Linked DNA regions of Homo sapiens: region 1 is linked to region 2. Evidence: chromatin contacts called from ENCODE Hi-C or POLR2A ChIA-PET data. All regions are on one chromosome and are shown on one strand. The core of a region is the stretch at or near the end of the contact, and the rest is flanking DNA. Distances in the headings are between cores, read along the strand shown.

The links. Hi-C counts contacts between places; a loop is a spot of excess contacts on that map. ChIA-PET counts read pairs that join two places held with the same protein, here RNA polymerase II (POLR2A). Pooled maps may share reads with other maps.
Region 1: a map of ascending aorta shows a loop between it and region 2 (4-fold over the local background). The contact joins the promoter of ATPAF1 here to the promoter of LRRC41 in region 2. A Hi-C loop is called at or near these places in 1 of 168 maps with a recorded cell type or tissue (ascending aorta), 1 of 37 single-sample maps with no recorded cell type and 10 of 50 pooled maps. POLR2A ChIA-PET finds 5 or more read pairs at or near these places in 2 of 52 experiments (PC-9 and activated naive CD4-positive, alpha-beta T cell).

What each region holds. Positions count from the first base shown.
Region 1 is chr1:46,666,095-46,670,440 of GRCh38, forward strand. It overlaps ATPAF1 (ATP synthase mitochondrial F1 complex assembly factor 1), which reads right to left and starts at 2,270. Exons shown (of 9, transcript NM_001394565.1): 1 at 1,963-2,270. The coding sequence starts at 2,228. It also overlaps the pseudogene NENFP1 and a transcript of TEX38 not described here. RefSeq lists enhancers at 1-245, 246-774, 2,570-2,719 and silencers at 1,840-2,459, 1,887-2,057.
Region 2 is chr1:46,300,613-46,305,027 of GRCh38, forward strand. LRRC41 (leucine rich repeat containing 41) reads right to left here and starts at 3,004. Exons shown (of 10, transcript NM_006369.5): 1 at 2,512-3,004. The coding sequence starts at 2,710. UQCRH (ubiquinol-cytochrome c reductase hinge protein) reads left to right here and starts at 3,086. Exons shown (of 4, transcript NM_006004.4): 1 at 3,086-3,208. The coding sequence starts at 3,155. RefSeq lists enhancers at 344-926, 927-1,509, 2,540-2,939, 2,675-3,258, 3,259-3,840 and 1 more and silencers at 1,210-1,759, 1,790-1,859, 2,210-2,359, 2,390-2,439, 2,490-2,549.

The DNA of each region.
Region 1 (4,346 bases), core at 1,020-3,519, 360 kb after region 2:
GAGGTCTGGAGGACCCAGGGACATCTTGGCTATCCCTCTGGTGGACTTTCCTGGTCAATGCATTATAGGGGGCCCCTTCTTCCATAAAATTCCTTTCTGGAGGTGACATAAAACACCACTCCCTTCACTGTCATGTAGATGGGATGTTTTTCTTCTCTCTGTAGTGGGCCGGCTCCTCCTCAATAAAGAGCCTCACCAGGGGTTTCTGCTTAGTCGGGCATGGCACCTGCCTGGCCAGAGCTGCAAGCAGCCCTGGGGGCTGTACCAGGACCAGGGTCAACCCTGCTAGTGGCTACAGCTGCAACTGGGCCTGCCATAGTGAAGGGGTAGAGAGGGCAAGGGACAGCCTGGGCAGTGAAGCTGTTGCTGGGATCTGAGGATATAGAAATAAATAAGTCAGACTCCCTACCTCAAGGAGCTCACTATCCAGTGGGAGAGACAGGCATAAAAGTAAACAAATGAAAGTACAACAGGTATTATGATGAAAATTTGCTCAAACATCCCCAAATGGTTAAGGTGGTTTCATGCCTCTGTACCTTTGTTTATGTTGCTGCTCCCCTTACCTGGAACATCCCCTCCTCTCCATTCTTTTTCAAAGGAAGTTTGCTAACAGATAAAACTAGAGAGAGACTGGCAGGGACTAGGGTATGAGGAACTTGTGTGAAACATTAAGGAGTTTGGATGTTATTTAGAGGTCAGTGGGGGGATAACAGTATGTGTAAATGTTGATGGGAATGATCCAGTGGGGAAGGACGGTAAAACCAGTTATTTATTTGTTCATGAGTGGGTAAGAATAAATGGATGCTGATAAAGTATTCAAAGTACAAGTAGACAACTCTTCAGAGATGCTTGTGTGTAAAACAGATCAAATACAGATCAACGAGAGAAGCCTGGAGGGGAATGTACATCAAAGAAAGGCTTTTAAGATGACAAATACTTGAGACTATCTCAATGCTGCTGGAAGGAGAGCAAAAATACTCATTCATTTACTGCATAACTGTTTCAAATGGCAAGAAAGATCACTACAGTAGCAGTGAGAGGAACTGGGGTAAAGTAGTCCAGGAATGGAAGTAGGGAACTCTAGTTAGAGGATAATGGCAACAGCCCAGGTGACGATGATGGAGTAGATTAAGGCAGTGGAAGTAGAGATGAGACAGAACTCAAATTTACAGTACTAAGTCTTTGGTTTCCTTTCATAAGACAACTACCTTCTTACCCTGCTAAATTCTCTCCCAAGCCCCTTTAATTTTCACCTCTGATCTCCTTTAGCTCTTCCCACTTGAACTCTTCAGATGCTCCTATAGCCCCTCATATGCACCTTAAGCCCCTCTAAGCTCCAGATCCTTCCCTCTGGAAGCTAAGAGGTGGTGTTAGGGACCCTGGACTCAGAGTCAGACAAATCCCAAACAGCTGTGTGACCTTTGGCAAGTCTCTTACTCTCGCTGATCCTCAGTCTCCTTAAGAGGGTTCAATGGGTGATCCGACTGTGACACTATTAGTCTTTGATGCCCTCCTCCCATCCCCAGTCGCCTTTCCTTGCAGTCAAGGCCCTAAGCTACCACCAGCCTGGGAACTCCAGCTCTGAGCCAGGCCTCAGCTATCTTAATATGTGACCTTGAGCAAGTCAAGTCCCTTCTCTAGAAGGCGTTTTCCCATTTCTATAATGAGGACAGGTGTCTCTGAGCTGCCTGCCTCAGGGCTGTCATAAGAGTCCACCTTAGCGTTTGGAGAACCAAAGCAGACAAACGTGGAACGAGCCAGGGCTTTGCAGAGACTCCCAGCTCTGACACCAATTAGCTGTGTGATCTTGGGCAAGTGACCTAGCCTCGCGGAGCCTGGCTACATCATCTGAAGAGCTGGGACAGTACTAGTGCCCACCTCACAGGGCTGTCCTAAGGCCCAGCAGCCCGGGCCGCCCCTCCTCCCGCCTCCTGCCCGCCTCCAGCCAACCCAGGCCCGCACCTGCGCAGCAGCTGGATCTTGTCGCGGTAGCGGTCGTAGAAAGGGTTGGCCTGGAGCTCGGCCTCGGCCCCGACCCCGCTGCTGTCGGCGCCCCCCTCGGGCCGGCCCGAGCCGGGGCGCACTGGGAAGACGCGCAGCTGCGCGGGTGACACGAGCCCCAGGCCCAGGGCGCGGCTGCGCACCGCGCACAGGCCCCGGTAGAGACCGGCCACCTGCAGGACCGCCGGTCCCGCGCCACCCGCAGCCGCCACCACCACAGCAGCCATGGCCGCCCCCGCCTCCTCCTCCTCCTCAGGCGCGTCGGCCTCGGCCCGCGGCCCGCGCGCCCGCTCCATCCCGCTCCGAGTGCGCCGCGCCCGCGCTCCGGCACCGAGGTTCCGCGCGCCCAAGGTTCCGGGCGCGGGATAGCGGCGAGGCGGGGCGGGGAGGAGGGGGCGCGCCGCTCTGGCCCCGGCACTGCGCGCTCTCGCCGCCCTGTGTATGCCACGGCCCGCCTCCTCCAGGGAGGCTGCCCAAATTCAACGCCCTTCCTCCCTCTGGGACCAGCAGCCTCTGCGCGCCAAGTCCGTTCTCTAAAGCCAGCGGATCTCCATGTCCTCGCGGTGCTTGCCCCTGGCACTCGCTGTAGTGCCAGGCACTCGATGTAGTAGTCCGTCCTTCAGCATCGAAGGTCTTTTCATCAACTATAATCACAGCAGCAAGCTTCTCTTTACTGAGGTTGCTATGTGCAGGACACTGAGCGGCTTCATACTCTGTGTGGCAGTATTATCCTCATCTAACAAATAAGGAAACTGAGGCCGAGAGTAATTATGTGACTTGTTCAAGTTCTACCCGACAGCTGAGCTCTTTTCAAGATGGCAGCTGCCTCCCAAGCCTCCTTTTCCTCTGCTTCCTGACATCCTCCTTGAACTCCAGCCACAGTGACCTATTCTCTCCCAAAGAAACACCAGGATTACTCCTTGAAGAGTCCTTATTCAGGCCCTTTTTGACCCCTGGAATCCTCTCTCCTTCCATTCTCTCAACCCAAATGCCACAATCTTCCTTACCGTCTGAACCAGGTGTGAGCTCCTAGGGTCAGGGACAGTGACATTAACATCTCTGTGTCCCACCTGCTCACAGAACAGGGCCAGTCCTGGAGTGGGCTCTCTGGGACAGTACTCATCATCAGGTCCTTCTTGTCTGGGTTTTGTCTGATTGAAGCCCCTCCTGGGACAGGGGCAGAGCCTTCAACTCTGCTCAATCCAACCTATGCTCATGGAGATCAGCCCTGAGCCCTGCCCTGTGCGAGGAACAGTGTAATGGAAGATGAATAAGTCCTTCAAGTATGCCAGCCCATACCTGGCTCACACTCCTAACACTTGCTGTTTTCTCTGTGGATCTGCATGTGGCTGCCTCCTCATCATCTAAGGGCTCAGTTCACATGTAAGCACCTCCAAGGGACCTAAATGACAACCCCTCCATCTCTTTATAGTCTTTATCCCATCACTCTATTGCATTCTCTTTATAGCAGTTATCATTATCTGAAGTTCTTAGATCCTTGTTTATATTAATTCATTGAGCTTACATTCTAGTGGAGTGAAACAGACAGTAAATATATAATGTTAGGTGATGCTACATGGTATGCAGAAAAACAGCAGGCCAAGAGAGATAGAGATAAGGGGACACTTGAGCAGAGACCTGAAGGTAATGTGGGAATGCTGGGGGAAGAGCCTTCCAGGTAGGGGAAACAGCAAGTGCAAAGGCCCTGATGAGGAGGTTATTGAGTCTGAATGAGTGAGGGCACAGCAGCAGAAATGAGACCAAGAAGGTATAGGGAGGGCTAGTTAGATTGCTTAGGCCTTGGTTAAGGACTTTGATTTTAAATCGAATGAGATCGGAAGTTACTATATGTTTTAAGCAGTGGAGTAACATGATCTACTTTTTAAAAGGATCATGCTGGCTGCTGGTGGGATTTAGGATATGTGGAGGCAAGGATGGAAACTCTCCCAAGGGTGACTAATTTATTCCAGTTTGCCTAGGACTTTCTTGGCTCTAGCATTGAAAGCCCCATGTCCTGAGAACCCACCCCAAGTCCTGGGCAAACCAGGATGTTGGTCACCCTACAGGGAACAGTAATCCAAGTGAGAGATGGTGGTACTTGGACTAAAGTGATAGTGATAAAAAAAAGTGGCCAGATTTTGGTTATATTTTGAAATAAAAGCCTAAAGATCTTGCTGATGGAGTCAGTGTGGGTGTGATAGAATGAAAGGAGTCAAGGATGACTTGCAGGTTTTTGGCCTGAACAACCCGAAGGACAGAGATACTACTTATGAAGAGGAGGAAGGCTGTAGGTAGGGTAGACTTTGGAGGATGGATAATCAGAGTTTGGTTTTGGACATGTTGGT
Region 2 (4,415 bases), core at 1,754-4,253:
TGATGACACTACCCTCTTCAAAACCCTTGGAGGTCTCTCTGCTGCATTCATGATAAAGTCCAAACTCCATATCCTGGTATTCAAGGTATAATATACCTTATTTTAAAGTTTCCTCATTGTACCCTTTCCTGCTGCCTCTATACACCCGCTGCCCCAACTCCTTACACAAAGCGATGCTAGTCCACTACCTCCAGGAAGCCTTTCCTGGCTGTTAGCCCACACAGACCTTCCTCTAAAATAGCAATGCTTAGCAGGCCTCTTCCTTGGCTATTCTCCTAAAAGGCCTCACTTGATTCAGCTTTTTCTGGTCTAGGCCCACAGGAGCTCTTCCTCCCCTGTCTCCTCTCAACTTGGCTGGGGGCTCAGCCAGTAATGGGATGGTGGTATGTACAGCAGTGGTAGGGGAGGGAGAAGGGGAAAGGGAGATTCAGTAAACTGTCAATTGTTTTAGGGGGAAGAGGCCACACGGGAAGAAGTTCCTCCAGAGCCTTACCCCTTTTCCCTCCAACCTGCTCCCCTCTAGTTAGCCATCTCTTCTTGCAGCCACAGGAATTCTCATCCCCAGTTACCCACAAACTCCTCTCTTCCTTTCTCCATTCTTCTTAAGCCGGGATTTTCCTTGCTTCTTTCTAGCCTGCACCTTTAATGCTGCTGCTTCCCAACCTGGGCCTCCGCACCCAGTCATCTTCCTTTTTAGCCAGTCTTAGCATCCCAGAAGCTCCAGGCGGAAAAGCCAGACCCTCTCTGCCTTCTTCCCCATGCCCTAGGACTTTTCTGAGCTCCCTGCTCAGCTCTACGGAGCCTTTCCTCCTGTTCCCCATGGGTCGGCCTGCCCCTTGTCTTCTCAGCCGCTGGCTGGCCTGGGGCCTCCACTGTCCCCTCCGCACACCGGCCGACTTCTAAAAGCCTCTTCCACCACCACTATGCAGGACACTCAGGCCTCATGGTACTGGGCTCCACTCCCACAGCCAAGGGCCTCCCCGACCACCCTCCAGCTTATCCCGGAGCTTCAGTCCCCCCAAACTCCAGGGCCTTTTCCCCACACCCCCTCCTCATGGCATAACTCAAACTCCGCGCCCTGCAACCTCGAGTCCTCAAAGTCCTCACTCCTGTCCTGACCAGGGCCTTCCTCCTGCAAAGACGCCACGGCCACCCGCAAGGCCTCCTGGTGGAACCTCCCCCGCGCCGCTTCCAGGCCCGGGGCCTGCTCTCCTGCCCCCCTCCCCAGCAGGCCTCGGCCGGGCCTGCCACCTCTTCGCCCAACTCCAACCCCGGCCTCCCGACCCCACCCTCACAGAGCCAGCAGCCTCTCAGGCCCGAGGCCTCCCCTGTCCCCAGCGCGGCTAGGCCTGCTTGGCAGAGCCTCACTTTCCCCTCTTTCACTTGCCCCACGTCGGACCCAAGTTTCCCTCGTCAGCGGCCAGGCCGCGGCCAGCGGTCCCCAACCCACAGCCCCGCCTCCCAGCCCAACTGGCCGGTTCGCCCTCCCCGGCCGTTCATCCCGGCGCCCCAGGCCGCCCTCCATCCAGGCCCGGCCCTTTGGTCCCGGCCGCCTTCAGGCCTGGGGCCCCCGTTCACTCCCATTCAGCCCAAGGCCTCTTGGCGGCGCCGCGCCCCCTGCCACGGCAGCCCGGCAGTCCGGGATCCCCGGGCCGTCGCCCCGCTTGGGGCCTCCTTGGCCCTTCCCGCCTGTCCGTCATTCGAGCCTCCCTCGCTTGTTTAAGCCGCTCCGGGCCCCCCTCCACTCGCTCTCCGGTCCCTCCTCGCCGCTCGAGCCGATCCGAGTGGCCTCCGGCGCTCCCTGTCCTGCGGGTCGCACGGTCGCTCGGTCGCTTAGTCAGTTTGGCACCCGAGACCCCGGTTGTCGGTTCGCTCCCGTCAGCCCTGGGCCGTCAGACAGGCCGCGGCGCCCCGACCCTTTCGTTCGGCCTCTCCCCCTGCCCCATTCCCTCGCTCTCCAATCTGCTGTCCTCCCCTCCGCCCATCGGCTTGGCCTCCGGAATCTCGACCCCCGTGGCGTGTCAGGCAGATGCTGGAGCCCCGGGGCCATCAGTCAGGTTCGGTGGCCCCGGGCCTGGCCTGGCCTTGCCTTAGGCCGGGCCTCCTAACCTCGGCCCCTGCCCTAGGGCAGCCGGGCCATCGCTGCCCACCGGTTCGACATCCGAGACTCTCCTGCCCGGCCCAGCCGAGTGTCAGTTCGCGCGGCCCACAGCCGCAATCCAGCCTCAGTCGCCCGGGCCCAGCCTGCTTCGCTCCAGACCGGGCCTCCTGGCCTCGCCCCCCGCGCCCCCGAGCCAGGCCGCGGTGCGGGTCAGCCTGCCCATTTAGGTCTCCGTCTTTACTCTGTCCAGCCCTGTCAGTCACAAAATTCATTCTCCGATCCTACGAGCTGGCTTTCAGCGCCCCAGGCTGGGCCTTGCCCCGGGCCTCCCGGCCTCGCCCCCCGCGCCCCCCGGCCGCTGGGCCGCCCCTTGCTCTTAGCCAGAGGTAGCCCCTCACCCCGCGACTTACCCCACACCCCGCTCTCCAGAACCCCCATATGGGCGCTCACCGCCCGCCCGCACAGCTCGAACAGGGCGGGGGGAGCGTTGGGGCCCGAGGCCGAGCTCTTCGCTGGCGCCGCCTCCCGGGACGTGGCCTCCATGGTCGTTGCCGCCGCTACCTCACAGAACCAGCAACTCCGGGCGCGCCAGGCCTCGGGCGCCGCCATCTTGGGGAGGTGCGCGAGCCCGAGAGTGTCGCCCGCGGACCGCCATCTTGAAAAGGTCAGCAGTTAGGACGGCTCCATAAGCGATATGGGGAAGAATGTGAATTATTCTAAAGAAATTTCGAAGAAATTAGCACACTTTCCAAGTCTCTTAGGAGCTACTATTTTAGATAAACTCCTAGATCAATTATACTTGGGTGTGGTATGACTAAGGGGATGTTTCTTAGCAAAGCCTCCTCGGGTGCAAACATCAGCTACCCCTAACCTCTGCCTGCGGCTGGTAGTACATGCCAATCTGAGCATGTGTTCGCGACCACGATGAGTGTGCCGCACTTCCGGCCAGATCGCCGGATTTCCGCTGAGTGACCCTTACAAGTCCTTCTTGATCCTGAACTGGGTTAGGTGCCGCTGTTGCTGCTCGTGTTGAATCTAGAACCGTAGCCAGACATGGGACTGGAGGACGAGCAAAAGATGCTTACCGAATCCGGAGATCCTGAGGAGGTAAGGCAAGGCGATCCACTCGGCCCTCTTCTCTGCCCTGAAGCCCAGGACCTAGCCCGCCAAAACACGCACGGGGCCCTCTTAGCCCCCAGTTTACCCTCTAGGGTTTGCATAGTCGGGAGCTCTAGTTCCCTCGACCTTTCCCCAGAATTCGTCCGGTGACTTTGGACAGATAGATGACTAGTTTTTCTCTGGGCCTCGGCTTCTGCATTCTGTGAATGTAGTGAAGGTTTGAGAGCGAAAATGTTTTGTGGACTAAAGTCTTGTAAAAATATGACCTATGTTTGCAGTCAGTCAGATGTTCTGAAGCCCGCGTTTCACAGATTTGGGGAGCAAACAGACCGCCTTGCCCCAGCTCAGGTTAGGAATCCCTACCACATCTTCTATGGAGGTTCGGAAGACCTGGCCTTGTGTTCCTTTTCTTTGAGGAAGGTGTGTGTCTTTGGGGACAATGAAAGAATGTACGATGTGATTCTGTGATGGAAGAGGGAGCTCTTTCCCAGAGAAAGAGTGCTGCTATAATTATTGACTGCTTGCTATTCCAAGTGCTTTATATGCACTAATTAATTTTTTTTTTTTTTTTGAGATGGAATCTCGCTCTGTCGCCCAGGCTGGAGTGCAGTGGCGTGGTCTCGGCTCGCTGCAACCTCCGCCTCCTGGGTTCAAGCGATTCTCCTGCCTCAGCCTCCCAGGTAGCTGGGACTACAGGTGTCCGCCACCACGCCTGGCTAATTTTTGTGTTTTTAGTAGCGACGGGGGTTTCACTCTGTTGGCCAGGCTGATCTCGAACTCCTGACCTAGTGATCCGCCCACCCCGGCCTCCCAAAGTCCTGGGATTACAGGCGTGAGCCACCGCGCCCGGCCCTAATTCATTTCATCTACACACTATTCCTATGAAGTAAGTGTTGGGTACTATTAGTGCCATTTTTACAGATGAGGAAACAAGCATAGAGGTTAAATATCTTTTCTAAGGTCATGCAGCTACCAAATTGGTGCAGCCAGGAATTGCGGCCAAGCAGCGCGGTTCTAGAACCAGGACTCTTATCAATTTTGCGACACAGCTACTAGTTGTTTCTAATCTCATTTCCTGTCCGTCTGTTCTCTGGTCACTTGGGGGCAGCCATTCTGGGCTGTGGGTTCAGAATAATTGGAGACTTATTTATCCCTTAATTTTTCTAGTCTTATTATTTCTAAAAAGAAATAGAAC